Linked DNA regions of Homo sapiens: region 2 is linked to region 1. Evidence: chromatin loops called from intact Hi-C (ENCODE). Cell type or tissue: mammary epithelial cell. All regions are shown on one strand. Links, peaks and the distances in the headings refer to the core of each region. The heading gives the core; the rest is flanking DNA.

Region 1 (15,837 bases), core at 5,269-13,268:
AGACCTCAAGGACTTAAGAGCAGGGGAAACAAACAATTTTAACTTGATCGCAACAGCGTGTGATGACATTTATCAGGGGAAACGTCAGTGCTGTAAGAACACATACAAGAGTCCTGAGGGACCTCCCTTAGGAAGAAACTCCAGCTGACAGCTAAAGTTCAGAGATGCGTGGGAGTCACATGGACGTCTGCATCTCAGGAAGGTCGTACTGGCTGCCTGGCAGAATTCCCGTCAGAGGGGAAAAGGGGGTGCGAGTACACAGGAGAGGCAGGTTGGGAGGTGTCTCAGTGACCTGGACACCTCGGGGAGGGGAGGAATAATGCCTTTCAAGGGATACTTGGGAGACAGGCTTGGCAAGAATTGGAGATTGAGCGAATAATGAGGACAGGATGAGAATTATTAGGCTTGGAAACATTTGAAGACTTGCACAAAGAAATACAAAACTACCAATTTCATTTCCAATAATGCTAAAGCTTAATTTCTGCCATCTTCAATTCCCAACTGGTCTTCCAATCCCAACATGTATCACAACCCAATCCCAAATCCTGGAATGACTCCCCCACTGACTCCCAAAGTCCTCTTTCCTTAAGACGCCCTTCAAGATCCTCCATATACTGCCCCTACTCTTGCTGTCGGTCTGACTGTCCATCCATCCATCCATCCATTCTTCCATCCATCCATCCATCCATCCATCTGACTCTGGCAGAAACAGATCAATCATTTAAACCAAAGCACAATTCCAACAGCAACAAGAGCTGAGAATGAAGGTCATCTGTGCCACAGCAGTGGGGTATAGAAGAGGCAGGTCTGACATGGCTAGAAAGGCTGTTACCATAGCTTTGCTTCTCATTCCCTGGACCCAGGGCAACTCAGCTCCATTCCCCAACAAGCCTGTGCCTTCGCTCCTCTGTGGTTTGCCCTGATGACAGGCCTTCCTGGAGCTGCCTTCTGTTCTCACTAGGTAATAGCTCTGTGTTCTTCAATCTGGAAACCCGCTAGGACTCTGAAATTATACAGCATCCCTATTACCATAGGGACATTGAAATCCAGACCTGAATCCTGTCCTCATGGAGCAGACAATCTAGATGAGAAAGAAAGACATGAATCTGAGATGCATGCAAACATAGTGACTGTGACAAGAGCTACCAAGGGGAGGGGTGTGGAGCCCTGAGGACAAGAACAGGACTCGAGGAAGTCAGGAGGGTCAGGGAGAGCTTCCTGGAGGAAAGTCAGAGATGTGTGTCCTTGAAATGGCATTCCCCTGAAACTTGGTTTCCTTGTCTATAAAATGGGGGGACATCATAGAAAATACCTCTCTGCATTGCTGTAATAGCAAGTGGAATAATAAATATCAACTGCTTGACCCAGAGTAAGTGTTCAAAAGATACTTGTTCTTATTGTTTATTACTCACCTGCCTCTATGTCAAGCATATTTGGAGCTGAATCCTTCAAAGGTGTGTTTCCTCTAAGGTTTCACATGCCTTAGCGGTAAATGCAATCAGAGATCTGGTCCACAACAGAGGCTGTAATAGGTGGGGACCAGGTTCCTGAGTTCTGGAAGAAGAGCCCAAGCAATTGTCCTGTCTGTAGGTGAGCAAACATCGGGGAGCATGGGTGCCAACTGGCACCTGCCACCTGGCACCTGGCTTCCTCAAGCTCTTCTAACACAGGCTCTCACTTACCAAAGTAAAATTAAACATATCCAATTTACGGAGGGAGAAGGGCTCAATTTTAACTATGTTTTCTTGTCTTCGGCTGGAGTTGTGACGTTTCACATAGTGACAGCCAGAACTCACGAGAACGTCTGTGGCCGTTGTTTCTTCTGAATTCTGTCCAACTTGTTGGCGTCATTGGATGCCAGCTTCCCCAGAACAGTGGGAGGAGTTGGCATGCCCATCTCATCAGCGCAGGACAAAGAGGAGCCTGCCATTCCCAGTGCTCCCGGAGAAGCTTGCTTTTCCCAAGGTGGTCTCCATCAGCTCTCAAATGTTTTAGGAGCTTGTGGCCAGAGAGGTGCTGGCCTGACTATTGGGCAAGGCTTGTGGAAAGGACATGAGGGACAGAAACTGAGCAAAAATAACAAAGGCCATTCCTGTGGCCTGTGGGAAGTGCTCAGAAGAAACTCTCTCCCAAGACCCTGCCACACCCTGCTGTGCCTACTTGGAGCGAGCGCATTCCTCCATGCTGTTAGTCACAACTCAGACTGACCCTGGCAAGAATTAATGTCCTTCACACCCATTAACGTCACAGATTAGCAGGGACACTTTGTAATCCATCCACAGCTCACCTCTTCCTTGTGTTCATGCACCCATGCATTTATTAAACAAGTAGTCATAGCTGCCTGTTACATCCTCAACTCTGCAAACAGATGCAGATAAAATGAGGAAGAAAAACAGACCCTAATCCTGCCCTCATGGAGCAGACAATCTAGATGAGAGAGAAAGACATGAATCTGAGATGCACAAAAACATAGTGACTGTGACAAGAGCTACCAAGTAGAGGGGTGTGGAGCCCTGAGGACAGGAACAGGGCTCGAGGAAGTTAGGGGGTCAGGGAGAGCTTCCTGGAGGAAGTGGCAATTGAGCTGAGATTTGAAAAATCAGTAGCCATGAACCAAATGAAGAAAAGAGGAGATAACATTCCCAGTGGAGGAAAGAGCTTACTCAAACTCCCCAGGAAAGAAGAAAAGGAGGGGCTGACAAAGGTGTGCCCAGGTGAGCTTCCTTTTGGAGCAATAGTCTTGGGAGCCACAAACACCTTCTTTTGACTCCTTTACTGCCTTCTCTTGGCTGAGCTCATCGTGTTGTGACTTCTCTCTTGGCCTCCAAATTGTTCTTACCTGTGGTCTTGCAATAAATGGCCTGTTCAGTTGGCAACCCTGCACGTCTGTGGGTTTGACTCCATGCATACAGTTCAGTCTGTTCTGTTGGCATGCATAGATTAGACAACCAGGACACCCAAAAATAAGACACAGATTGTGGTTCCAGAAAACCTGAAACGGTTGAGGCAGCTGACAGGGACTGTTTGGCACAAATGACATCAAGAATTCCAGAAAAGATAAACATTAGGCATCTCCTCCACTACTGATCATTGGACAAGGAATTTCTCTGACTTCTGTGAACCTGGGGTCACAGTGAAGTTCTCTGAAGATGAACATGAGACTTCACATTGCTACCAGAGCTTTAAGATAAGAAATCATATCTAGTTTCAAAAAACTACCCCACCTTGTAAAGGCCAGCTTTAGCTTCAGCTTTTTCAGGTTGTCCTGCTTTCTGGGGAGATAAGAAAATAGAAACTACAATTAATAGTTAGTTAATTAGTTATGATGAGCTAGCACTACACTATGTAATTGACACACGGTAACTTATATAACTCATAAAACAACCCCATGAGGTAGGAACTCTTATTATACCCACTTGTCAGACGAGAATACTGAGGGTCAGATAAGTGAAGTCACTTGCCCATACATGGGCCAGTTGGTGAGAAAGGGGTGGAACTTGAGTTTGAAGCTCAGCTCCCCAAGAACTCACTTTCTCTGAACTCTGCACCCCCGAGGTCGTTCCTACCATGGGGACCGTGCCCCAGGTTAACTCATTCATTCAGTTATTCTCTCATTTCTTTGGTGAATATTTATTGTGCTCCTAGTATGTTTTAGGCCCTGTTCCAAGTGTTTAAGGTAAAATAAACAAGCCTACTATGGTCTGAATGTTTATGTTCCCACAAAATTCCTATGTTGAAATACTAACCCCCCATGGGATGGTTTTCGGAGATGGGCACTTTGGGAGGTGATTAGGTCATGAGGGTGGAGCCTTGTAAATGAGACCCAAGAGAGTTCCCTCACTCCTTCCACCACGTGAGGACACAGCAAGAGAATGGTTGTCTATGAACCAGGAAGCAGCCCTCACCAGACACCATATTTGCCAGCACCATGATCTTGGCCTTCCCAGCCCCTTGAACTGTGAAAAAATGAACTAAGGTGAACCTGACACAAATTCCTATCCTTTTGGAACTCATAGTTTCATGGGAGTTGACAATAAGAAGCCAAATGAATAAGTAAAATACACAGTGCACAGGAATCCTATGTGTCCAAGCAGGACAGGGGGTAGGAAGTTTTGGGGTGGAGAGGGGAGGCCACCTCATGAAGGTGAGAGGGTATTGGATGTGTTTTCTCCCTACATGAGACAATTTCCAACAAGACTCACATTTGGAATAATGGAGAGGGTGGTATATTAAAAATGCTAAACATTCATTCGAATATTTCTTTAGTGTCTGCTTTGTACTGGGCGCTGATACATCACTGAACTAAACAAAGATGCCTGTGTCTTAGGCTTCTGATCCCATGTGGAGAGCCCAACAGTAGGCAGCAGACAAGATAAACCATCACTGACTCCACAGGACGAGGCAGGGCACAGAGTGTGATGAGTGCTGGGGGAGTGGGTTGAAATTGTTTTGTGGGGTGGGCGAGGCCTCTTTTGGAAGATGACAACTGAGCGAGGGGGAAGAAGGAGAGGGAGAGGATTGTGTGGACACTGCAGAAGGACGTTCAGGGCAGAGGACCAACTAGAAGAAGGTCTCAAGGTGGGGCTTGTTACAGGTGTGTGTGTGTGTGGAGTAATGAAGGAGCTGGTGAGGTGGGGGCAAAGTGAGGCTGATGGGTAGAGAAGAGAGGAGGTCTGAGCCCTATTTACTCAGCAAGCATGCCAAGCGCTAGACTGACCTGACCTGACTGCTAACTTTTCCAGAGTCCTTCATGCATACCAGGGGCTGTGTTTAAATCATCTTAAAGGTATGTTCATTTTATAGATGAGGATCAATTTTACAGATGAAGAAACTGAGGCTTAGGTTAAAAGCAAACTTTCCAAAGTCTCACAGAATGTAGCCAACGCCAGGCACAAATGGAATCCTCCCTGGCACTCAGTGGGGGTCCCGAATGCTTGGCGAGCCTGCATCCCCAGGCCTCCAGGAGACAGCAGGGAATGGAGAATGGGTGGCCCTTTCCATGGGCCCTGGAGCAGCTGGGGAGGCAGAGCTGAGAGGAACAGGGCCACAGGGAGTTTGTGCCCTGATGTGGGGGAGCTACCTAGCTGGGTTGAGACCCAGATGAAGGACACAGTGCAGACAGGCCGTAGGGCTTGCATTCTTCCTTCCCTTTGGGGAGCAGGCTGAGCTTGCCCTGAGAAGGCCTTCAAATCGGTACTCAGGCCCTCCCCTGGCAGGAGGCAGGGAGAGATGGTGGGCGACGATGCGCCTCCGACGAGGGGCCTGTCAGTCCACTGCTGCTGCTGGAGGGGCTTTATCTCTAAAATACAGTGTTCCTTTAGAAGGTGCACATTTTCACATCTATTAAATTGCTTTGCATGAAAGTGTACTTTCCTGGTACCATAGCAACTGTGCTTCCTAATCTGATTTAAATTTTTTGCCTTGTGCTGCAAAAGCTAATGCCACACTTTCTGAAGTCGGTGGCTGTGCCGTGCACAGGATGTCCATTTTTGAGAAAAGAAAAATAATCATCCTTGGCTAAAAATCACCAGCACCACCCCCGCCCTACAGGTGGCTGTTCTATGCGAATGGTTACAGATACAGGTGCCAGCATCTTCACCGCTTCCTAGCGGGTGATTGTCATCAGGTTATTGAACCCCTCGGAGCCTCAGTTTCTTCATCTAAAAATCAGAAATTAAAATATTTCTACCTCACAGGGCTGTCAGAAGGGATAAACGACATGAAGCAAAGGAGGAGCTTAGTTCTGCATCTGACATTTATTAAGTGCTAAGTAAACAGTAACTAGGGATCTTGTCTTCCTCAATCCCACTCCTTTATTAAGAGCAATAATTGACTACTGGCGATGTTGCCAGGCTGACTCTGAAATCCATTACTCTCGGTAGCGGCTGCAATGCGGCTTTCCATTTACTGCTTGTCTTCCTCACTGTAATATTCCAAGAAGGTGCTCAGCAGTGATTTGAGGAAGGGATGAAAGGCAAGGCTGCCTTTGCGTATCACGCTGTGCTGTTTCTATGTGTCAGGCAGGTCTTCCTCTCTCAAAATCCACCCCCACGGATCTATCCGACTTCCTTTCAACAATGCCAGACTCGATCTGGAGGCCTCAGGTAGGCACTCGTTGTGGTCCTCACTCCCAGGGGGCTGCAGCCCCGTCTCGTGCAACCTTGCTCACATGCTGGTGGCATGTAGGATGCTATTACTGGGAGGGTTGTGGACACATCATGTCCCTGTCACACAGCTGAGAGTTACATCCCTTAGACTCAGTGAGGATGGGCATCTCAGAGCCACTCAGCTATGCAGGGCTGGACTCCGCTTCAGCCTGGGAACACAGCGGGCTCCACCCACGGGGGAGCAGAGAGGAAGGGATTCTTGCATCCACACACACAGGGTTCTTTTTTTTTTTTTTTTTTTGAGATGGAGTCTCGCTCTGTCGCCCAGGCTGGAGTGCAGTGGTGCGATCTCCGCCACTGCAAGCTCCACCTCCCGGGTTCACGCCATTCTCCTGCCTCAGCCTCCTGAGTAGCTGGGACTACAGGCGTGTGCCACCATGCCCGGCTAATTTTGTGTATTTTTAGTAGAGACGGGGTTTCACGTTAGCCAGGATGGTCTCGATCTCCTGACCTTGTGATCCACCCGCCTCGGCCTCCCAAAGTGCTGGGATTACAGGCATGAGCCACCCACCGCACCCAGCCAGGGTTCTTAAACTGGATGGCACATCAGATTTACGGTGGGGCTGTTAAAATGCATATTCCAGGTATCATGACAGGAATCCTGATTCAGGGGGCTCAGCCTGGGTCCCTGGAGCCAGTATTTGCATCTCTCACCTGGTAGTTATTGTGTAGATATCCAGACAGGCGCTGTCGAACATCTATCTTAGTCCACTTGTGCAGCGCACCTGCTGAGTGCCTGGGCCCTCCAGAGCTGTGGCCCGAGTGCCGTTGGGTGCCTGCGCCCTCCAGAGCTGTGGCCGGAGACACATCTGGGTCTGGGCCACACAACATTCATGCTGAGCGTGAATAAGTGGAGCAGAAACCGGGGGGAGCTCTGACGATCAAGCCCTGAGGTCCCACAGGCACCCTGGGACTCCCCTTGAAACCATCCTGCCTTGAAGGCCCTGGCTCTCTCTCTGAGACTGTGATGGGCATGGCAACTCAAACACGTTTACGGTCATTTTTCCATTGTCTTGATAAATCGCATCTAGCTTTTCTCTCTCCATACTAATCTACCTACTAGAGAAATTAATATCAAGGGTGTCACTTGGCCACACTCAGTTTTCCCTCCCGAACCCACCTGTTCATTCTTAACATAGGCAGGCTGAGAATTTTCCCAAGTTTTAAGTGTTGCTCCGCTTTTGATTATAAATTCCATCATTAGTTTGTCTCTTCTTACATTTTACTGAGCCATCAAGAGAAGCCATGTGGCACTCTCAGCACTTGGCTTAGAGACTTCTTCCACCAAGCTTATTTCTTCCAACCAGTTTATTACTCATGAGTTCTGCTTTCCACAAAGTGCTACAACATAAACAAAATTCGAGCAAGCTCTTTGCCACTTTATTACAAGGACAGTCTTTCCCCCGAGGTTCCATATCTTGTTTCTCATTTTCATCTGGGACCTCATCAGACCTCATATTTCTACCAACATTCTGTCCGCGACCACCTAGATAATCTCTAAGAAGACTGAGTCTCTCTTTCCAGCTCTCTTCTTCTGGGCCCTCCCTAGAATCACCACTAACACTCTTTCATGGCAATACAGAATTTTTTTTTTTTTTTGGCTTCAAAACTCTTCTGGCCTCTACCCAATACTCAGTTCCAAAGCTGCTTCCACATTTTCAGGTATTTGTTATAGTGACATTCCGCTGCTTGGTACCAGTTTCTGTCTTAGTATGTTTCTGCTGCTATAACAAAATACCGGAGACTGCTGTAATGTATAAACAGCACGAATTCATTGCTCATGGTTCTGAAGCCTGGGAAGTCCAAGGTCAAGAGGCTTGCAGGCTCAGTATCTGATGAGGATCTGTTCTCTGCCTCTAAGATGATGCTGTGTCCTCACATGACAGCAGGGTGAAAAAGAGGCAGGCAGCTCTATGGAGCCTCATTTATATGGGCACCAATCTCATTCATTGAAAGGTGGGTTCCTTAGGGCCTCCTCACCTCCCAGAGGGCCCACCTTATAATAACAGCTCCTTGGTGATTGGGTTTCAACCTATGAATTTTGGAGGGACACAAACATTCAAGTTGTAGCAACATCTTAGAGTTTAGATGCTGTTGCATTACTTTAGAAAGTGTTCTTTATTGTTTACGTATTTAGAGACAAAATTTCATGATGTTTGTAATGAATATTAAATATATTACATACACCTTAATATACTCCCGAAGGCAGAAAAGACAAAGTAAGCACAGGCACATGTTAATGATCATTTGGGGAACTGTGTGTGGCAGTTCATTATTGTATTCTCCCTGTGTTCCTGTATTTTTGAAATTTTTCATAATAAAAAAGGTTTTTCTTAATGCTATGATAAGCTAAAGATCTAAGAAACTCAGAAATCCTTGTAGATCTTCCCAGCCTTCAACTCCAGCCAGAAAATCTGACGTATTTAAATATTGGTGCTCATCTTGTAGCTGAAGAAAATTCAGTTTCTAAAGCCTTACTTTTCAAACTTGAGCAGCTGTGGAATGATTTGTTTTTCCTTCTCCTTCTTTCTTCTCTGACTGACACAGCAGGTCGTGGCATCCCTGGGGGACTGCACCTCATAAGCAAACATGACTAGCGTGGCCTGACATCACGTGCCCTGATGCGATTCTGCAGCTGGAAATTCAGAGGGTTTTTTTTTTTCCTTCTTCTTCTTCCTTTCATTCTATATACTGTGGTTTCTGGCACCTTAGGAGAATTTGAAAGGAGAAAAGCTGTGTTCTCTAATTAGCATGAAAAATGCAAAATCCATGTCCCATACACCACACACAGCCACAGGGGGTGCTCTTGGCATAAGCCTCCATGAGGTTCCTTGTGGCTTTGGAGCCCAGAGTGCTCATGACCACAGAATCTGAGGTAGCAGAGGGACGTACCAGGGCCAGTCTTCCCAGGTCTCTCCTGTCTCATCTGCGGACCATTCGGAGGGTGCTTCGGCCTCTTTGTAAAGTTCTCCAAGGATGGAAAGAAAGCAAAATGAATCATGGGTCCAATTAGTTTCCATATCTGAATGCCTGGAGAGGTGAGGCACAGCTAAGGAGACACGAGAATGTGATGAGCAGGCTTTAAATGGTCCAGACCCCAAACCTGGCTCCACCACTTACCACCTGTGTGCCCTTTGTATCGTTAAACCTCAGTTTCCTCATTTGTAAAATTAGGGGGAAGTGAATTTTCGGAATACTTTTGGGAGGACTGAATGAGAAAATTCATGTGAAGCATTAGCCTAGCATATAATTACCATCCAATAAATGTAATAATAATTACTTTTGTATAGTCTTATGCACACACATACAGATTCATCATTATTGAAACACCTCCAGACCGCCCTCTCTCCTGTACACATCTTCGGGTAAGCCAATCCCCTCTGCACAAATCCAGGGAACCACTTAGCTCCACTCAGCACCGAATGAAAGAAAGAACGCGTCCATGGAGACAGAGAACATGGGGTTTTAGGGCTGAGAGGGACCTTCAGAACATGACATGCCTCCCCCCTTCCCCCACACACTCAGTTCTTATCAGCTTCCTGAGGCTTTACCCTGCACTTAGCATAAATGCAAGCCTCATGTGCAAGGCCCAGTAGAATCTGTCCCTCCCACCTCCTCTACCTCAGGGAATCTCAGTCCTGCTCCTTCACTGTGTTCCCACCACCCTGGTCTCCTCCCAGTTCCCCCCATAGAACCAGCAAGGGAGGGGCCATTGCACAAGCTGGCCCTGGCTGGGAACACTGCCTGCCTCCCTCCCCCATCCCACTGCCCAGATACCCAGGTGACAAGGCTTTCTCTCCACCCTGGGTCACCTCCTCTGCAAGCTCTTCCTGGAACACCCCTCTAGAAGCAAGTCCCTGCCCCGAGTTCATGTCACCCTTGTTGTCCCTTTCATATCTGTCCTTGTAGTTTCATCTGTTTGCCTCTGCTAAGTGGCTTGTTAGAGATGCTACCACGCATGAGCTCCACGGGACCCAGAAGAGAGGTGACTTTGCTCATGGTGTCTTCCCAGGCCTACTCGCCTCTCAGTACACAAGGAGGGAGGGAGGGGACACCTGACCACTGGACAGGAAGGGGAGCCACAGCCAGGGAACCCAGCTTCAGGGAAGAAGCTCAGCCCAACTCCGCCCAGAGCCCCTCAAACTCTGCCATTTGTAGGAAGGAGGTAAGTGAGACCTTGCCTCCACCTGGGAGACATCTAAAGAATGAAACAAGGGGCTCCTAGGGGGTTCCCCTGTGGCCAGTCGCTCGCTGCTGCATTGCTTTAGCAGAGCAGTGCAGAATGCCATCTTGGTCTAAATATCTCCTCTCCTGGCCTCTTGTGCTGTGGGGATTCTGCCATCAGACGTGTTCTCTGCATGAGTCAGGAGGCTCTCAGTGGCTGGTGACAGAGACCACACTCAAACCACTTAACAAAGGGAGATGGCCACCCAGAGCCTCGGAGAGTCCCGGCACCTGCAGCAGAATCTCTCAGGCACCCTGGGCTGCAGTGCTCCAAAGGCTCCTGCCCACTGGCTTCGTTTTCAGGCTCCTGGGTAAGTGGCTTTAGAAAAGAGTCACAGCAGGGGTGGCCCCCACAGCCTGGCACCCTCAGGAAGGCTGGCGGAAGCCTCACGGTGGTTTTAATCCGGCTGATAAGGGACACGTCTTCTGCCCAAGCACATCACTTGGTGCTCCTGCTGGCCAGATGCAGGTTTTGTGATCCGATCCTTACCAATGCAACTGCCATGACAAACGGGGCAGAGGGGTTTTCCATGGGGTAGCTGGGCACTGATTCCAAAGGACAGGAGAGGCGCCACCAGAGTGGTCAAACGACGGAGTCCCACCACCGAGGGTGTGCTCGCAAGAGACTTGTACACAGATTGGTACTTCCTGGGGGTTTGTGTCCTCACACACCTGGGGAACATTCTGTCCTATGAGCAGCAGTAATTTCTCACCGAGGAAAGAGGCGTTGTGGGTGAGGACGCTAAAACCAGCACAACTCCATGGTCGGGGCAGGGACTCTGTGTACCCTCTTCTCCCCGCCAATGACATTCCCCTTGAGGTCGACTCAGTCTCAATGTCCCTCCCTGTGTGCACAAGGAGTTGGGATTTCACTTACGTGGTTGCAAAGAAGGTGAAAAAAAACCTGTGTAGGAGAGGCTGGGTATAGTGGCTCACACCTGTAATCCCAGCACTTTGGGAGGCTGAGGCAGGCGGATCACTTGAGGTCAGGAATTCAAGAGCAGCCTGGCCAACATGGCAAAACCCAGTCTCTACTAAAAATACAAAAATTAGCCAGGCATCATGGTGTGTGCCTGTAGTCCCAGCTACTCGGGAGGCTGAAGCAGGAGAATCTCTTGAACCCAGGAGGTGGAGGTTGCAGTGAGCTGAGATAGCGCCACTGCACTCCAGCCTGGGTGACAGAGCCAGACTCTGTCTCAGAAAAAAAAGTGTATGCAAAACCACCCCCTGAAAATGACTGCAATAGTCCGTAACGCACAAGTGGCCCCTGTGCAGAGATTCATATGCAGGCATGGTTTCAGGAACCACTCACCAGGCTCAAGGAAGGAAAGAAGACAGCTGCCCACAAGCAGAGACTTGGGCATTCAAATCACCCAGTCTGCACAAGTCCAAATGCCTCGTGGAGAGGTCAGAATGGTCCTGCCATCTGCACCCTCTTTTCTGTTTGTTAGATTCTTTATCCTTAGAACCTTGATCCATGTACTTGTTATGAAAATTATTGCTCATATGACAAAGCCATGTTCACAGTCTCCCAGTACCAGTTACCTGTTGCCATAATAACACTGTGTTCAAAACCAGCCTGAAAACTCAGAGGCTTAAATAATAAGAAGGAACTTGGCCCCACATCAGCGGAGCATCAGCTGATAGAGGCTAGCTTCAGTTGACAACTGAGAGTCTGAGGTCCACCCTGGCTCCATCCGCAGCAGGCAGGAACGGGAGCCACAGCAAGCAAGCGCAGCCCTCCATGCGCTGCCTCAGCTTCAGCTTCTGTCATGTTCACTCGCACCCCATGAGCTTCAGCAGGTCACACCATCGGTGTTGGGTGCTGCAAAGTTACCTATCCCAGGTGGAACTCAGGATACTCAAGGAGTGAAGAATTAAAGGCCACCCGATCTTCCACCCTGACACACAGTGGGCACTCAATAAAAACTGTGTTGGCTTCAAGTTCAGATCTTTCATGATCACACCCACATATTCTGCAGACAATTTACCCACTGAATGGTACCCACCATTCCCTTCTTAAGAGCAACTCAATCCCACCTTCCCACCAAGGGCTAAATCCTGAGGGCAGGTAGCATGTACATCTCATTTATGTTCCTTTCTTCAGCAAGGAGAAAAGAGATCAATGAACATAAGCTGATTGACCAAAGAACAGCTGGCCTGACCTGTGTCTTCAGCATCTGCAATGCTCCAGGCCCTGTGCAAAAAACTGTATGTGGCATGTCATTTTTTAACATTTCATTGTGCAAATTTTAACAAATACTAAAGAAGACAGAATAGCATAAACCTCTATATACTGCCTTGACTTAATGATGAGTAATATTTTACCATGTTTCCTTCAAATGATTTTTGCTTGAATATTTTAAAAGTAAAATACTGACAATATGACATTTCATTTCTAGTTTAATACTTCAGTATATAGCTTTTAAAGAAAAAGACATTTACTTATAAACCACAATACCATTATCAGACTTAACAAAATAAATGGTCTTCCTTAATATCTACTAGCACGTCCATATTCAAATTTCCTCTGTTGCCCTACAAATGCCTTTTGATAATGGTTTTGTTCCAGACAAAGCCAGACAACCCACATAAGACAGATTTGGTTGTTCTGTCACTTAAATATCTTTTAATCTAGAAGAGCCGTGCCTTTTTATTTATGTCACTGACTAGTTGGGGGAATGTACTTTTAATCTACTTTTAATCTGCACATAGCCATGCAACGTAATTGTACTTACCCCCATTTTCCAATGAGAAAACTGACAAAGTCGGTGTCATCAAAAAGGAGATTTGCTTGCATTCTCAAAACCACACTCTTTCTGCCATTGCAGGTCCATATCAGGAGAGGAAAAAGAAAGGCACTAAAACTTTCAGTTTACATTGTAAAAAGCAACACTCACGTTTAAGGTGGGTTTCTAGCACATTTTGACACAGCTGGGCTATTTCTGCAAAAGAAAAGGAATTGGCAATGGAAAAATGTCAATTCTAGCCTGATGGAGGAGTAATGTTGCCTCCTCCCAGCCCACATCCCATTCTGTGCTGCGCAGAAACTATCTAGCAAATCAAGCACATGAAACTGAGGGTTTTGTCTCTACAAATATGGGAGTTGTCAGACAGCACAAACAACCAAAATCAAAGATCCGATTGTCTTTACGATTTTACACCCTGACCATCTATTAAGTCTGCATCTATTAGATTTGCAAAATCTAGACCATCTATTAGATTTGCAAAAAGGAAGATGCTTCCCATGGCCTCATCTTACATGAAAATGTGGGTTTCTGCTTCTCTCTGGTTGCTCCTTCGAAGAGACGTGTGCTGGAGAACTCCTTAATAATACTGGGGAAAAAAATATCATGGAAATATCCACCAGGCGAATTAAGGATTATAAGGCCTCTTCTTCCTTCAAGTTCTTTTAACCAAGGTTGCTTTGCAGAGAGAGATTTGTAGAACAGCTTCTCTAAAGGCAAACGCTGGCTGATAAAAGCTCAACAGCTCTGAGAATTGGGTTACAAGCTCTTTTCCTGTGCTCGCACCAAGAGTGCAATGGGCTTTCAAAATTCCATTTCTTCCATATTGCTGCAACTTAGGAATTCACTTTTGAAACCCTGGTGCCTGATGGATGAATTTTTAAAATTTATGTCCCTAGAATATCCTGTGGGTATTTAATAGTAGATATGAAAGTTTCCAAATATCTGAGCATTCTGTTTTAGATCTGGCAGCCTCTTATAATGAGCTCAGCTAGATCACCCAGAAAGGGCCTCTACAGATTTACCAACCAGAAAAGCAGGGAGGAGCAGGTGCGCCCCATGGAGGAGAAGTCCACTGTGGACACTGTGCAAACCAAAGTCCATGATGGGGAGCCCACAAATGGAAGGTGCCTGCTAACTGAGAAGCCAGGGGTCACACTCCAAAATCTCCCTGCTCAAAAGAAGTTTTTTTAATTCTTCAGTCCTCAGTTTAAATTTTTGAAACTCTTCCAATGAACAAGGTTTTCGCTTATAAACAGAAACTAGAAAATGGTATAAGACTTTGTTTAGTAAAGCTATAGGAGATAGAGAAGATGTTTTGGAAGCTGATGCAAGTCTGAGAAACAAGAATGGCTCAGTACCAGGGTTTGGTGAGCAAAGCAAGTGAGGGCTGCCAAGTTGATTTTTTTTTTTTTTTTCGTATAAAAAGGGTGGTTCCTTTTGACGGGTGATGTAATGATGCCTCTGCAAGTCGTAAGATGAGATGCAGCTTCAGCTTCTCAAGTCGCAGTTGGCAGATCTGTGCCAGTCTCCTCCAGTTTCACAGCACAACCCACTTCCAAAGAGAATCCCAAAACTAATATCCTCTGAAAAGAGTCTAAGAATTCCACTGAAAACATTTTTCAAGCCCAGAATCCTGAAAAAGCTAAGCCATCCGTTTAGATTCCCTGGGGCCATTCCAGTTTTTACCAATACTCAATCCACATGGTATGGAATGTTTACCTGTTGAAATTTTTTTTTACTAAAGGGACCTCAATTTGCAATGAGATAAGTTTAGACAAAATTAATCATGATTGTAAACAATATGGAAAAGTTTTTTATGGATACTGTCTTTCATCAGTGTCCATGACTTCCAAAATTGTGAATGACACATCTCAGCGTGACCTTCCTCTTAAATAGGACAAGACTTTTCCAGCATCCTCATGTAGCCCTTTTTCTCCTCCTTTGCACTGGAATATTGCACCAACAGGACTCATTCAGCACTGATAGTGAGTTTCCCAGCACAAAGAAGGAGTGAGCCCTTGAGTCTCTCAATATTGGCAAAGCTTTTCCTTTGCCCTGAGTTTCTGCTCTGAAGACCTATCACTGAAAATGCAGCCTCAAATTCATCCATGGGGAAATCAATAACAAATCAAGCAGCTATTCACTCAGATTTATTGGCATAACCAGGTGAGACAGCCAAAAATCTCCAAGAGTGGGTTGTTGATTATGAGTCAGGCAGTCGGAAACAAGCTACTGCTGGATTTCATGCTGCTGTGATAAATCCTGCTGCAGCCATGGATCAGACAAGTGGTAACTCAAATGGATGGTTCCTCAAGATGCAAAAGCATATTTCATTCCACTTACATCTTGATGCAGCTAATCAGTCTTAATCTCAGCATAACTCACGAATCCAGAAGAGTCTTCTGGAAGGCACAGGTATAAGGCTCTTGTTGAATAGCCTCATAATTTCTGTGCACTAAAATCCTGTGGGGAATTTTCTTTGTCATGATTTGAGGAGGAGTTCATTCCCAGGATATTTGTATGGAACCTCTTAATGATATCTAGTGATCGACAGCCAGGTTTCTGTCATTGACACTTTGAGTGCTTAGTGGAGCTGAACGATTGCACAGAATGAGATCTGGGGTTTAGACTCTCGGTAATTTTGAAATTGAGAAAAGGGGTTTGATGTGAGCTGACAACATGGCACCTTTACAAAT
Region 2 (15,837 bases), core at 5,213-13,212, 240 kb after region 1:
CCTCTGCCTTCGTGGAGCTCATCTTGGTGGTCAGGCAACTTTTTAACATGCTACGGCCAGGCTGTCTGCTCAGATTAAGAGGACATTGGAGTGACTGTCCTCTGGTCTAGTCACTCCCCTCCCAAATATCCAAATCCCAAAGAGCCAGTTCTGCAGGCGACATCACTACTTCCCATCTGAGAGTGGGTCCACCGCAGGCCATGTGGGCTGTCAGAGACAGCCCTGTGTACTTCCCTGTGTGCCAGTTATCCCTGAGTCGTCTTCCAGCACTGCCCCCAGATCTGTCCCTTCTCCCACAGCCACCGAAGGAATAAATCTTGCTTAAAACGCGTACATCCCAGCGCTAAGACCCTGGCAGGCGATGCACCCTACCTACTCCCAAGATTTACATCCTGAGTGTGAAAGTCAATAAAAACTAATTAAATGTTTACCTCATTTCCTTGGTAATGACCCTTACATGCCACTAATTGTCAAACTGAATCTATATGCAGGCGTTCCCTCTATTGGGGTCAGGGCTAATTTCTGCATACACAAAGAAACATCACCGCGGTTATTTACACCTGCGGCCGGTATGTTCTGTGCAGATGCTCGTGAGCTCATTTCCATAGGAGGAGGAGTTGGTGCCGAGATTTCAGCGCAATGAGCAGGGAATTAGGTATGCAACAACCATGAACAATAATGAGAGCCATGCACCTAATTCCCCGGCATCATCTTAAAAATTTGTTGTATTAAATAATGCTGTAATGTTATGTTAAGTAATGCAATGTTAAGTAACATTGACTTCAGCCTCATTAAATAATCTCCTTAACTATCATACTGGAAAACTAGTATCATTAGACAAATGCTATTTGTCATCAGCCATGATGTAATTGTTGCAGAAGATTCCATGCTAAGGAAAGAATTAATAAACAAAGCACCACAAATAGAGTGCCCTCCTCAAGGAGCACAAAAAGAAAAGTGAGAGGATCTGAAAGATACCTTAGGAGAGAGAGAACTCATAGCCTCCTCTGTTCCTTAAACCCAGAAACAGCCAGATAGAGCACCAAGGGGAAGACACCCATAACCCCCCACTTTAGCTCTGTCTCCTTTTGAGCCTGGCTGAAAGGCGAGCTCTGGGACAGGCATCATCTTGATGTGTTGCTGGAACAAGGAGGCAGCACGCAAACAGGACTCAGTAGGTTCACTTGCCAGCCTTTCTCCCTAATCAAAGGAGACTATGGAAAAACAACATGAGATAGCTTGAGAACTCCACCTTTCCCATGTGAAACCCACAATCAGTAAAGGGAAACACAGGGATATGTGCTTGCCTGTTATGACCTTATTCTCAGAGGTGATCATCAGAATCATGGGCATGCAAAGATGTCCACATTCTACTCTCCCAAACCAGTGAATAGATGAGATTCCATGATGAACGGGAATGAAGGCTACTATTCAGCTGACCTTACAGTAGGGAGATCACAGTGCCCTATCTGGGCAGGTCCAGTGTCATCCCAGGCTCCTTAAATGGGGAAGAGGAAGGCAGGAGGCTCACAGAGAAAGAACTGTGTCCCTGGGAGCAGAGTCTGAGAGATAGGATGTGGGACTCAGCCCACCATGGCTGGCTGTGAAGATGCAGGAAGGGGTCTCCAACCAAGGAATGCAGGTGGCTTCTAGCAGCTGGGAAGGGCAGGAAAGCAGACCCTCACTTAGGGCCTCCAGAAAGGAATGCAGCCCTTCGGATGCCTTGATTTCAGCCCAGTGAGACCGTGTCAGACTCCTGGACTCCAAAATGAGAATAAATACATGTTTTTCAAGCCACTACGTGTGCGGTAATTGGTTAAAGCAGCAGTAGAAAGCGAATGCATCTGTGATTCAGGAAATTCTCGGGCACTGCACAGCTGCGCAGAGTCAACACCACCCAGGTAGGCTCCCACCACCCACAAGCCAGCACTTCTAATGACCTGGCTGTGAAACTCGGCCGCTTCAACATAAATTTTATCAGCATCGGAGAAGAGAGAGGTTCGGCAGAGAGAAAGGGGTGAGCAGACACGTGGCTGCCCTCCATCAGAGCTCAGCATAGGGAGGGTGGGGCCAGCTCTCTGCGTGCCGAGTGAGCGGCTCCCCAAGCCGCTCTCCCAGAAGAGCACCTTCTCCTCAGCCAGCCTTTCTTTTGAGCAATTATTTGCTTGATTTTAGAGCTGAGAAAATGCATCTTTGGATGGTTTAATACATATCCAGGGCCCTATTGAGTAAGAGAGCTCCAGGGCAGGATTGGAACCCAGCTGAGTTTTGGCTCCCAAGGCCAAGTACAGGGCTCCATGATTTTAATGCATTTCCGTCAGCTAGAGGTAATAAAAAGATCAGTCTTGTTTGGGAAATGTCTATTAGGTTGGTGCAAAAGTAATTGCGGTTTTTGCAATGAACTTTAATGGCAAACCACAATTACTTTTGCACCAGCCTAATACTTTCAACTTGAGGCTTGCTTCTTGTCTTGTCTCTGCTAAGAGGTCTTACCAAAAGGGATCTTGAAGCTATATCCAAAATCAGTCTCTGGAGACGGATAAACACGACAGCCCTCTATGGCTTTGCCAGGCTCATGGTTGCGAGGGCTGAGAGTGATGTAATCCTGAGGGCCTCTTGTTATTAATCCCACCTCTCATGTGTACACAGAAATGCAGCCCACTGAGTGCCCAGTGGTGTATGGCTATCAGCTCACTGAGAGCCGTTGGCCACGTCTCGTGTGTGTATACACAGGAGTGTACACCAGAACAAAAAGGCGATAGTAGTATTTACATATGAGAAACTCTGCCTGCATTGGCAACGGCCCATTTTATGCTGAGTAGAAGTCAAAAGGGCATGATGTGGAGGGCAGCTGTAGATGCGCAACAGAACTTTCCGTGGTGCTGGGAAGGTTCTAGATCTGCGCTTTCCAACACAGGAGCCGCCAGAAACACAAGGCAACAGAGCACTTCTGTGACTCTTGGGACTGAGGAACTGAATATGTTAATTCCGTTAATTCACTTAATTTAAACTTAAATGCCCACACATGGCTAGTGGCTCTCATAGTTGACAGCATAGAATTGAAGAGATGTGTTCGAACTTATAATTGTGTATAAATCTCATTTTCCTCATTTAAAAATGTCCTTCAATCTGGAATATGGTCTGGGTGCTCTGACACATCTGGAGAGATTTGTGGGTGCTAAAGTGAAGCCGAAAAATGTGAGTCCAGAGTTAAAAATAGACACTCCAATGGCTAGTGGGCTTGGAATGGTCAGCTTTGCAGACAGGCTCATCCCAACCTCCAGGATCTAGAAATATAATCCTTGCGTGAAAAGCCATGCTCACTCATCCATCATCCTGTCATTGCTTCAAAAGACCTTTAGTCTGGATGTCTTGTATCTATTTCTTTGGTTACTGTACCTGTACCTGTCCATTTGCATTTCACATCATACCTCAACTGGAATCCATGCCCTGAGGTAGCCCACATTTCATTTGATTGCACTTGTGGAACCAATTCAAGTGTTCATTACAGCTATCAATTAAAAATGTAGTTCATCATAAAAAACATCCTTGAACTTTTTGGAGTTCAGAGAACCACAGTAGACAGGTGCCTGGTGGAGTGGGGACAGACTCCTGGGCTTTGCTACCCAACTCTCCCTCACCAGGGTAACCTGTTCTCATGTCTCACTCTCAGAATCCAGTGGAAGAAGAGCCACAGAACCACTGTCATCCTGGCATGATAAAGACCACTCGAGACACACATTTTTCAACTTCACTTTAGCACTCACAAATATCTCCAGATGCGTCAAAGCACCCAGGCCATAATCCAGATTGAATGACATTTTTAAACGAGGAAAACGAGATTTATAGATTGACTTGCCAGTTTCCGCGTCTTGTTCCTCATACTAAGCACCGTATATTTGACACGCGTTATTTAGGATGCTGTCTGATTGGGCTTCCCAGGGAAATGACAGCCTGTGATTCTCTGCCCCAGCTACAGGATCCCTGAAATTAGCCATCCTTACACCATGGAACTGAAGAGGAGAAGATTGTCTTTTCTCCTTCAGAGCCCATATTCTATTCCACACACTGGCTATGAAGTTATTTTATTGATCACAAGGGATCGGAGGTCCTGTTGAAATGTTATCTCTCAAAGCGAGACCCTGAACGAGTGGTGTAGGCAGCTCTTAAATATTTGTTCAGCCTGTGGCTGTGCTTTAAGCCGGTTAAAGGGCGCAGGATAAACACAGCAGACCTGGTGCACAGGCTTCCAGAGATTTCAGGAGACGAACAGGGGCTGCTACGCAGGGAAGGGAGGCTGCACTCTATGAATTATTGGCGTGAATATGTCAATATTTATCACTCCCAAGGAATGACAAAGAAACCAAAACCAACCAGGGCTTTCCTGAACCACACACAATCACGTGTATACAGGTTCCCAATGAGTGTTCCTTGAGAACCCCGTCTAATCTGTCAGGGCTCTTTGTTTACAATTCAAGAGACCCTGATTCCAATTACATTAAGGGAAAAAAGAATTTCTATGGAACAGTGGTCTAAACCCTGACTATTCCTTAGAATCACCTGCAAAACTTTGTTCAAATGCCAGTGCCCAGAGAACACTATGATTTGGTTAAAAAAAAACATTTCTGGGCATTGAGCTTTGAGAATCAGTATTTTTTAAGCTTCCCAAGGAATTTTAATTTGCAAAGGGGTTGGGCATCACTTACCAGAAGTTCTGGAAAGTTCTGGGTTGGGGGAAGACTGGAGAATCAGACTTAGGCACAGAAGCCCTCAAAAGCCCCAGGGAGGGTTCCATAGCCAGGGCCCCCCACAGGGATGAATGAGAGTCTGAGGGCAGAGCTCCAAGGGACAAGGTGATTGTGCCCAAACAAGGCCAGGCCCTCCGGCTGCCAGGCTGGAGGAAGGAAGCTGCTGCCCTCATCCCTCGGGCCCCTGAATGGGAAGCAGGCGTCAGAGCTACCTCCCTCTTGCAGCTCTGCACAGCACAGGCAAGATGAGTTCCCCACAGCTAAAGGGAAAAATGGGTGCTTGGACCTCCAAAATGTTCCCTGCAGCCATTTTGTCTGGATGTCATCAGATGCGTGATGGGATAGAAAAATGCATATTAGTCCAAAGTCTGTGGGCTCATCAATCCATGAACGGATAAAAAAACTGTGGTATATATATATACATATGCCGTGGAATACTACTCAGCCATAAAAAGGAACAAAATAATGATATTTGCAGGAACCTGGATGGAATTGGAGACTTTTATTCTAAGTGAAGTAACTCAGGAATGAAATGGCGAACATCATATGTTCTCACTCACAAGTGGGAGCTAAGCTATGAGGACACAAAGGCAGAAGAGAGAATGATACATTGGACTTTAGGGTGTCGGAGGAGAGGGAGGGAGGGGGTGAGAGATAAAAGACTACACACTGGGTAGAGTGTACACTGCTCGGGTGATGGACGCACCAAAATCTCAGAAATCAGCACTGAAGAACTTATTCATGTAACCAAACACCACCTGCTCCTCTAAAAACTATTGAAATTTTTTTAAAAAGTAAATTTAATTACCAGTGCTACAATAAAATTTAAAAAGTCTGCAGGCTAGAAACAAATTGTATAAGGTCTTTGAACCCAAGAATGGATATAGGATATGTTTTTGTTTTTCAAAGTATTTTTAAAATAACCTCAAAGCCTCCCATGCCATTGTGTTTTCTTATTTATCATTTTAATGATTTTAGAGAATACAATTCTGTAGCATTGGATACATCACGATGCTGTATCTATCCAGTTTTGGGACTTGGTCATCATCCCAAAAGGAAACCCTGAACCCAATAAGCAGTCACTCCCCTCCCTCAACCCCCAGCCCCTGGTAGCCAGTAGCCTGCTTTCTGTCTCTGTGGGTTTGCCTACCCGAGCAGTTCATTGAAATGGAGTCATAAATCTGTGGCCTTTGTGTCTGGCATCTCTCACTTAGCATGCTTTCGGGGTGCGTGATGCTGTAGCGGGCATCAGTGCTGCACGTCTCGTTATGGATGAACAGAATGTGCTATGGCCATACCGGGAATATACCCCACTCATTGTTTCTTAAGAGGAGCATCTTGCAGAAGCTGTGCACCATGACGCTCATTTTTACAAAGCCGGAGACAGGAAACACAACCAAGCACATTTGAGTGACTGTGTCCAGAGGCAGTATGCTCTGTCCTCCTGTCTCCATAGCCCCACCTGTTACTAAAAGTTCCCTTGCGGTCACTGGCGTGACCTGGGCCATGTGCTCCCAGAACAGGGGAGGCCACAGCGCTACCTGACCTCGTCATGTAGACTGGGTGTGGACAAGGCCTTGTTTCTCACAGGAAACCTCCTGGTGCCAAGAGAAGGGGCTGTGGACACGAAGGAGGCACAGATGCGAGATGCCCGAAGTAAATAAATGTGCTCCAGCTCCCGCTGAGGCTCTGAGACAGGTGGGCCGTCAGGACCTTTGTCTATGACTAGTGGCCTGGCTTGAGATCGGGGTAACCGTGATAATAGTGATTATAACACACACTTGCACGTCGCTCTCCAGTGCTCTTCAAAGCTGTCCATGAACCCACTCAATCCTCCTTCCCCTAAAGAGTGGGGATGCAAATTCCATTCCCACAGGCAGGGCCATGCTTAGCAAAGGGTTTCCTTGTAAACAAATGCCCCTCAAGCCAGGTGTTGAGGCTTTTCAAGGGGGCGGTCATGAAACTGATGCGCCCAATCTATCCCTCCTTCCCCCACATCAACATTTCACACAGTTCCTCGTTTCAGCTTCAAAGGCAAACCTTGGGTCTTAGATAAATTGGGGTTTATTTTCCCATCACTGTCTGTCCCCTCTGCCCATCACTCAGAGGCGCGTGCTGTTCACCACTCAGAACATGCTTAGGATCCACGCATCAATTTCAGTTTAAAAATCTATCTCGCACATACGCAGAGCAAATTAAATCAGATCAAGCAGAAATTGCCTTAAAGGGAGTTAATACTCTGACTAAATTCCTGCGTAAGGAGGCCCCACTAACCAGCTCTGCCACATTTAACCTAGTATCCGGGTCAGATTCCTGAACAAGACAGGGCTCCCTTGGGTATCTTTTTGAGAACTGGCCCTAGGAAATCTCATTCACCTTACAGCTCTGGATTCCAATTTATGGCAAGGGTTTGCTGCCTACCAGAACAATGGAGTAATAGCAAACGATTTTAAATGGGTGGATGGGTTTAGGATATTGTCTATTCAAAATGTGAAAAATGCATACAGTGTTTTGGGAGCGTTTAAAATGGAGGCAACTATTTTCATAGCTAGAAATTGGAAAATACTCAAAAGCCAATGGGAGGATGTAGAGAGGCAAATTGTGAAAATAAAATGGATATAAAATTGCCACTGGAAATAACAGTTACAAGGCTTGGGCAGAGCCCACATAAAAACCACAAGAGGGGTCCCTGTGGCCAGCAGAATAATGCCTCCCGCCAAAAAAAGTCACACCCTAATGTCCAAAACCTGTGAAATATGGTACCTCACGTGGCAAAAGGAACTTTGCAGATGTGATTAAGGAACTTGAGTGAGTGATTACTAAAGATGGAGGAAGGGGCCATGACCCAAGAAATGCAGCGGCCTCTAGAAACTGGATGGATTCTCCCTGGAGCCTTCAGCCCAGCAAGATCCATTGTAGTCTTCCGACCTCCAGAACCTGGAGTTGGTAACTTCGTATCATTTGCAGTAATTTGTCACAGCTGCAATAGGAAACTTACACAGCTCTGGAGTCCACTGGCCCTGTTCAGATCACCCACATGCACCCCGGCACCGCAAAGCCTCTCCTGCAATGTCAAGGTCATTAGCATACCTACTCCACAGGACCATTTTACACATTAAGTGAGATGGTGCCTGGAGAGGCACCTGGCCCATCATGCAATGTGTGTAAGTCATCATTAGAGCCAAAAAAGGAAGTGCTATGGACCAGAAGATGCAAAATGTTGAATTTGTAATGATAGCAAGGATATAAATCACGATCGTGTAAATAGCAGGCTTATCACAGAGCTGGATTTTTTGTAGCAGTTACAGATTTGCAAGTTAGAGCTACTTCACTTGAACGTGGAGCTAATGGTATTAGGATGCTCTTTTTCGTTTTGTTCATTCATCCATCCATTCATACAGCAAGCATTTGAGAACCCCTGATGCCGGGCTCCGGGCTCTGGGCTCCGGGCTCTGGGCTCTGGGCTCTGGGCTCTGGGCGGGACCCTGGGAAGCCGCATGCCTCCATGCTCTCGCTGCGTAGAACCAGAGCTCTGCTGATTGAATATACATGAACTATAAAGAGGCCCCAGATGAGGAGATCATTTTGGGCCCTGCAATCTCAGGTGAGTCCTTTGCAGTCTCTGGACGATGCTGGAAATTGTGGCGTTGTTCTATAATGCAAAAGGGAAAGAGGTTTTATTCCCACAAGTCTGAGCTTTTTGAGATGGGAACTTTCTATTTTGTTCTTACTTCCCAGAGATAAAACCAAAGCCTTTTTATTTATGCTGCACAAGCTCAATACTTTATTTGCCCTTCACCATTTTTTTGCAAGTAAATTTCTTTCTCCCCGCAGTTTTCCCGCAACCGGTTGGTCTGTGATTCTCGCAGTGTCTCTTTTCCCTTGGGAATGTGTTCTTCCTTCCTCCTTGTTAGCCAGGCCTGGGGAAGGACGGGACGCATCACTGCTGATGCCCCTTCTGAAACCCCCTGCAGGCGCGGCTGCACCTCAAGCCCGGCGGGGCGAGGACGCTGAGCTGCAGACAGCGCCACCTAGCGTCCGAGAGCCACGGCGCACCGGCTGTGCGCATCTCTGGGCGAGACTGGAATGGAAAAAAATAGGTCTTTGTAAATCACCACCTCATTTTGTTCCTAGAGCTCTGTGTGTATCTGAAAGCTATGTTGGAATTTGCAGGCAGTAGCAAACTATGAATTGAAGAGAATTAATAAATGCATGCCTGTCTATTGATATGTTCAACAGAACCCTAAGAAATTACCATTTAGACATCAAAAAATGGATCAACCTAATATTTGTATAGGAGAACTAGAGAAACAAAGGATATATATATATATATATATATATATATATATATATATATATATATATATATATATATATATATATATATTCCCATTCCAGGGAAATTCTGATAATGTGGGAGGTTTTCGTTGTTGTCGCTTGTTTGTTTTGTTTTGATTTTTTGAGACGGAGTCTTATTCTGTAGCCCGGGCTGGAGTGCAGTGGCGTGATCTTGGCTCACTGCAACCTCCGCCTCCCAGATTCAAGTGATTGTCCTGTCTCAGCCTCCCGAGTAGCTGGGATTACAGATGCCCACCACATCTGGCTAATTTTTGTATTTTTAGTAGAGACAGGGTTTCACCATGTTGGCCAGGCTGGTCTTGAACTCCTGACTTCAAGTGATCCGTCTGCCTCTGCCTCCCAAAGTGCTGGGATTACAGACGTGAGCCACCGCATCCAGCCTGATAATGTGTTTAAGAATAAGTAACAGAGTTAAGCAATCTGGCTCCTGAACTTCATAATAAAGCCATTAATTTATTTATTTTTAACATGTTTGTTGTTTTTCATAAATGTCGGACTCCTACTCCCTGTGGCTGCCTCACCTCTGCTTCTCCTTCACTGGCCAGGTGCAGGCAGGAGGGAGAAGGACACTCCACGCCCCACGTGGCCCATTGGTTCCCAAGCCATCTGCCGACCTCAATTCTGGACTCTCTGAAGGAAGACCTTGATTGGCTACTCCTGCCCAATGGGGAGCGTGCCTCCAGGTCACATGTCCATGCTAGGTCAATCAGCTGAGGCCAGGAAGGGCTGTTGCTCACCTGCTTTTCTCCCCTCCCTCCCTGCCACCAGCCCAGCCCAGGTTGCTGCACTCCCCATTGCCTTTGCGTGGGTTGCTCTGCGGCCTCTCCTCTCAGTGCTGTCTCCTTCCGGAAGCCTTTCCAGATCCCGCCACGGAATGTGGGATGTCCCCCCAACCACACAGTCTCTGCCAGGAATTCTGTCTTCTGTCTTAACGGTGTTTGCCCTGCAAGCCAGGCCCCTCTGGCCTGCTATGTCCCTGTGCTCCGGGTGTCTAGGCCCACCCACAGTGTTGATAATGAAGATAACTGCTGCAGACAGGGCACTTGTCCTTGTCCCATGCCTGGAGAGCAGCACAGATTTGAACAGACACTTCCCCAGAGAAGATATACAGATGGCAAATATGCACATGCAAAGGCGTTCAGCGCTGTCAGCCACCAGGGAAATGCAAATTAAAGCCACTGGTGAGACATGTCACATGCCTATTAGAATAAATGGGAAATTTAAAAAAAAAACAGCTAAAACAAAACAATAAACTGGCAAAACCAAGTGCCGAGGAGGATTTGGAGCAACCGGAACTCTCCTGCATTACTGGTGGGAATGCAAAATACAGCAGCCACTATGGAAAACAGTCCAGTCTGGGAGCTTCCTATGAAGTGAAGCCTACAGAGTTGCCACATGACCCCACAACCCTACTCTTAGGTGTTTATCTAACAGAAACAAAATATATGTCTATACAATAGACATGTGTTGATAACAGACCTTAGTCCTACTTGTAATCACCAAATACTGGCAACAATCCAAGTGTCCCTTAGCAAGGAAAACAACAACAACAAACTACTGAAGCATTTAACAACTCTCAGAACTGCACACTAAAAGGGTAAATTTTACTGACTGTAAGTGATATTTTCATTTTTAAAACGCCTTTTAGGGCTTTTTCTGTATCGGCAAATTCCACGATGCCTGTCTGCCCCAACTGGTAAAACAGCAGCAAATTTCTAGAATGTTCTTCTTCCTCTCCCAACCCTGCTCCCATTCCCCATGCTGTGAAGGAGTCTCCATGCCTAGGGTTAGGCTGACCAAATGATGGCTCCCCTGCTTCTGAGCAAGGTGTATCCAAGGTCAAGTCCACAGGCCTGTTTGGAATCTCCACCAGGCCCAGCCTCCACACACTTGGCACCTGCCGAGCAAAGGGCATGTTGAGTGTCCACTCTGAGCTCAGCACGGCACCGGGGGCCTGGGGCTAGGCTGGCAGGAGGATTCCCTAGACAGAGAAGGCAAACTGCATCAAAGTTCCAGCAACAGACCTCCTGCCTAGTAAAACCACAACAGTGCACAAATAAACATTGCTATACACTCTTGAGAACTTGCTGCCAGCCAGGCAGGGGATAAGCACTGTGGGGAGCCCGTCATCCAATGTTCACCACAGCCATTATTGTCCCCATTATGTGGGACAGAAAACTGACACGGGGTTCTCAGTTACTGCTGGAGGGTGACCTACTGACATTCGGGCCTGGGCCTTGCACTGCCAGAGTGAGTGCGTGAGCCCCCAGGAACACTGACAAACCTGCTATGGACTTAATGTATACCCCTGAAATTCATGTGCTTACACCCTAACCCCCAGCATGACGGTATTCAGAGATGGGGGCTTGGGAAGGAAATCAAGGTTAGATGAGGTCATGAGGGTGGCTCTGTGACCTTAAAAGAAGAGAAAAAGAGATATCTGTCCGTGCACACCTATTGAGAAAGGCCATGTGAGGACGCAGCAAGAAGGCTGCTGTCTGCAAGCCAGGAAGAGAGCCCTCACCTGGAACCATGCTGGCTGGAACCTCAGTCTTGGATTTTTCAGCCTCCAGAACTCTGAGAAATAAGCTTCTGACTTGCATGTATCAAACTCTACTCCTCACCAGCTGCCTGCAAAAGACTTATTATCATTTCTTTTCAAAATGGAGTGAGGCCACCTTACCCTTGCACACTTGGCACCTGCCATGTCTCCCTTGGTCCCCGCTCTGGTTCTTAGTCTCACACTGTGGTGGGCTTCATTGAGACACTGAGATTCACTTTCATCCCAAGTGCCCTGCTGGCTTCTGACATCTCCCTTGCTTACTCCAAAAGCCTTCCAGGTGTGTTCAGAGGACGGTGTGTGGCCCCAAGGCAACTCTTCCACCAAGAAAGGCTAATCTTCAGGAGATCTCTTCAAGGGAGGCTGGGCCTGGGGGGCAGGCAGCAAACCCAAGCTGAACCAGGTTAACAAAGGTTGACCCAGGCCAACTCAAACTACTCCATGTCAGCCCAGGCCCAACCCAAGCTAAACCAGGTCAACAGGGGTCAACCCAGACCAACTTAAGCTAAACTAGGTCAACAGAAGTCAACCTAAGCCAAAGCAGGTCAACACAAGTCAACCCTGGATAACACAGGCCAATCGAGGCCAAACCATGTCTATCCACCTTGGCTGGGCTTCAGCAGCATTCACCTCGACTAGGTGAATGGGGTAGCTGCATCTCACAGACCTGAGGAAGCAAGAGGTGCAGCCCAGGGCCTTTGAATGCTCTTGAAATGCATGCTTCTCCCAATTAAACACTGCCCATTAAAGGGTCTAATGGGGATCAGCGTCCAGGAGTTGCCAAAAAGGCCCTGCCAGGCTCACCCCAACAGCCCACGCGCATACCAACAGCCCAGGCACACCCCAACAGCCCAGGCACATCCCAACAGCCCAGGCTCACCCCAACAGCCCAGGAATACCCCAACAGCCCAGACACAACCCAACATCCCAGACACACCCCAACAGCCCAGGCTCACTCCAACAGCCCAGGCTCACCCCAACAGTCCAGGCTCACCCCAACAGCCCAGGAACACTCCAACAGTCCAGACACAACCCAACATCCCAGACACACCCCAACAGCACAGGCTCACCCCAACAGCCCAGGCTCACTCCAACAGCTGGATCATTTGCCAGCACATTGTGCTGCTGGATCATTACACTGCCAGCGACTTGACATCACTTTCAAAGCACTGCTTAATTTCAATAATTATAAAGCTTCCTGGCCTCTGAAAAATAAGTGTGAAGCCTCTCCACATGCAGGCAGAGCCAGGGTGGGGAGCAGTGTCAGAGCTTGGCCTCGCCCTCCTGCACGGCTTCCGTTCTCCCTAATTTGCGTTTGCCCAGAGCGACAGGAAATCCAGAGGCTGCAGATGCGTTACTAACTTGCAACCCCCGTCAATCATGATGAGGTTTTACATTATTGGATATGAGTTTGGGGTGAATTATTCAGGTTTCATATTTTGATGAATGGGGAAAAATGCAACACAGAACCCTGTGCATGTGTGAGTGTGTGCATGAGTATGTGAGTGTGTGTGCATAAGTGTGTGCATGTGAGTGTGCACGTGTATGTGCATGAATGTGTGTGTGACTGTATTGCGCATGTGTGTGACTGTGTCTGCATGAGTGTGTGTGAGTGTGCGCATGAGTGTGAGTGTGTGTCTGCATGAGTGTGTGAGTCTGTGAGTGTGTGCATGAGTGTGTGAGTGTGCGCATGAGTGTGTGTGTGCGTGCATTTCAGGGAAACAAATGTCACCATTAGCAATCCCCACTAATACCGTCCTGTGAAGAATTTTCTGCAAATCTCTTGTGCATAGCGCGCAAAGGGGTGGGTGCTCCCCGTGAGAGATGTAGCCCATTTTTCTGAGAGACATTTGCCTTTCCTTAAACAGCAGTAACAGCATTATGGTACCCGCTGCTCTAGTTGTGGAACGACTATTTTACAAAGTTTTCAGGGAAAATCTGTGTGCTCTCATGTATTGTACAAACAAGGGTGTGGCATTCATTCTGTCATGGAAAAATACCTACTATTGCACTGTCTGGGAAACAGGTTTTTCAATAATAAACAAGACCTCACGGCCCCCCAAATCTCATGGTGCTTCCCGGTTGCTATGGACCAACATCGGAGCACCCTTTCTAACTGCCTGATGGAAACGTAAGCAGTGGCTTTGTGGTTATTTTCAGGCGAGAGCTGAGTATCACCAGACTGCTCCATTATCACCTCTGATAAATTGGGAGACTCGCCTGGTGACACTGCGTCTCCACTGTCCCTTCCATCTGTAAATAAGGGGTGGCCTCCTTGCTCCATGACAGCTGACCTTGGCAAGAAGACTGGGCATCTCAGGCCTTCAAAAACACTGTCATGGAGGGATGTGATTTTGTTTCACAACCTTTCCTTCCTCCCAGATTTATGTATTCGCTAATCACCTGTTCAAGACACTTGCCTTTTCTACCTATTTAGATAGCCTGAGCCTGTGCCTGGGTCAATTGGCTACGCACGGCAGTTGGGGAGAAACGGGCTGCACTTGAAAGCTGATCTCTGGTCTCCAAGCTTAGTTGGCTTTAATGGTGTTATTACTACACCTCCTCCACCTCATATTATTAATTTCATTTATAGCAGAACCAATAACTCATCCATTCAAGGCAGTTTGTCATGCATACCTGTAAATAGATTGAAAGTTTGCTGAAGCATGCCGGGTAAACACGACTGCAGCGTCTGCTTGTCTCCTGGAATCGCGCCAAGTTCTTTAGATTCGGGCGATATTTTTTAGAATGCATATGAATTTATGCTACAAAGGCAACCTCGCCACCTCAGCCCCCGCCGCCGTCACCCCTGAAATTCCATTTAGTTTCAATTTTACTGCTCCAGCCCGGCTCTGTTTGAGCTGCACCCTGTGAAGGTGAAATGTCACCGCCATCATTTTTGTATTGATTTAGAAGAGTCGCCTCGGTGTGCACCGGCTCCTGCGGGTTTCTGTTCAGTGACCTGAGCTGAAAGTACTTCGCTCTGTGCAAGGTGAGCACAGGGAGCTAAGACTACCCCGGAGGAGGAGCCCACGGCAGCAGGGGAAGGGGCCTGCGGGACACAGGGAGGAACGGTGAGCTCCCACCCACGCTGCTACCCCAGGGGGTCTGGAGTCACCAGGAAGCGTTCTTGGTGCAGCCACTGTGAATAATTAAAGGGGTTCTGCATATCTGGAGCAGAACCTATGCTTAGAACAGAAAATTCCTTTTTATTTTAAGACTCCATCTAAAGGAAAGTAAAATGGATGCCTAGGAGTACTACAGATATATGTTCCTTTTGACACCAGCTCTATTGCCCAAAGTCACAAATGCCATAATGCAAACTCAGGAGTTCCCTGGGCTATTAGGGAGGGACTCCAGACCTTGGGCTGAGAGCCACAGATCAGTGTCACTGTCTCATGGATGCAGTGGTTTTGGCCTTCCCAGCCTCCGCCACCGCCGCCTTCTGGTAACAGACCCTCAACTTTCAGTGGGAGATTTCACCCTCGTCAGTGAGATTTGAGTAGACTGACTCCACTCTGACCTCCAGTTGTGGTCCTGTGGCTGAGACCTGGCCAATCAGAGCATCCAGTCATCCTGGCATAGTGACAGGCTCACAGAGAGCTACAGAGAGAGCTACCAGGTTAGTCCAGGGTAGCTACCAGGCTCAGAGAGAGCTACCAGGTTAGTCCAATGATGTCTTTTTGCCAAAATAATTAAATATGCTCAGCTCCCTGCTGCTGGGGTTGCTGAGAAGGTAGGGTATAAACTTAGAGCCACTGGTGGCATTCTTGCTACTAGAAGGAGAAAGCTTCATTCAAAATGAAGCTACTGTGAGCAAATAGAAAAGGAGACAAAGCCCACAGGTCAGGAGAAATCGATTGAGCACCTCGATCCAGCCATGCCTGAATTCAGCCACATCTGTCTCGGCTTTTGAGTTACCTAAGCCAACATATATACTTTTTTAAAAATCATAAGCTAGTGTGAGTTGGGATTCACTCTTTTCTGGCTGAAACAAAGATCCTGTTGATACAAAGGAGAGCCCAAATACCAAGATCAGGCGCCTCGCCCATCCTCCTGACACTTGTCAAGCTTTCCTTACGACCACAAAAGTCCGATTCTAAATTCCGGGTAGATTTTGGATTCCTCCAAGTGCTGTCCTTTGTAAAATCAATCTCTCAAGGTATTAGA

The links. Peaks named below come from ENCODE experiments on the same cell type or tissue, not always from the same donor. Only the 100,000 strongest peaks of a DNase experiment are listed, where the experiment ranks them.
Region 2: a loop joins it to region 1, with 10 times the contacts of the local background. A loop is called at or near these places in 2 of 110 quality-filtered maps.

Annotation. Positions count from the first base shown.
Region 1 is chr20:60,984,873-61,000,709 of GRCh38, forward strand. No RefSeq gene overlaps it. Among named protein-coding and RNA genes, the nearest start is that of LINC01718, 86 kb to the right of the region's middle. In mammary epithelial cell, for the core only: a CTCF peak has its summit at 8,969; no DNase peak of the experiment used is centred there; H3K27me3 peaks cover 181 bases.
Region 2 is chr20:61,220,553-61,236,389 of GRCh38, forward strand. No RefSeq gene overlaps it. Among named protein-coding and RNA genes, the nearest start is that of CDH4, 24 kb to the right of the region's middle. RefSeq lists an enhancer at 1-428. In mammary epithelial cell, for the core only: a CTCF peak has its summit at 8,788 (motif pointing left); no DNase peak of the experiment used is centred there.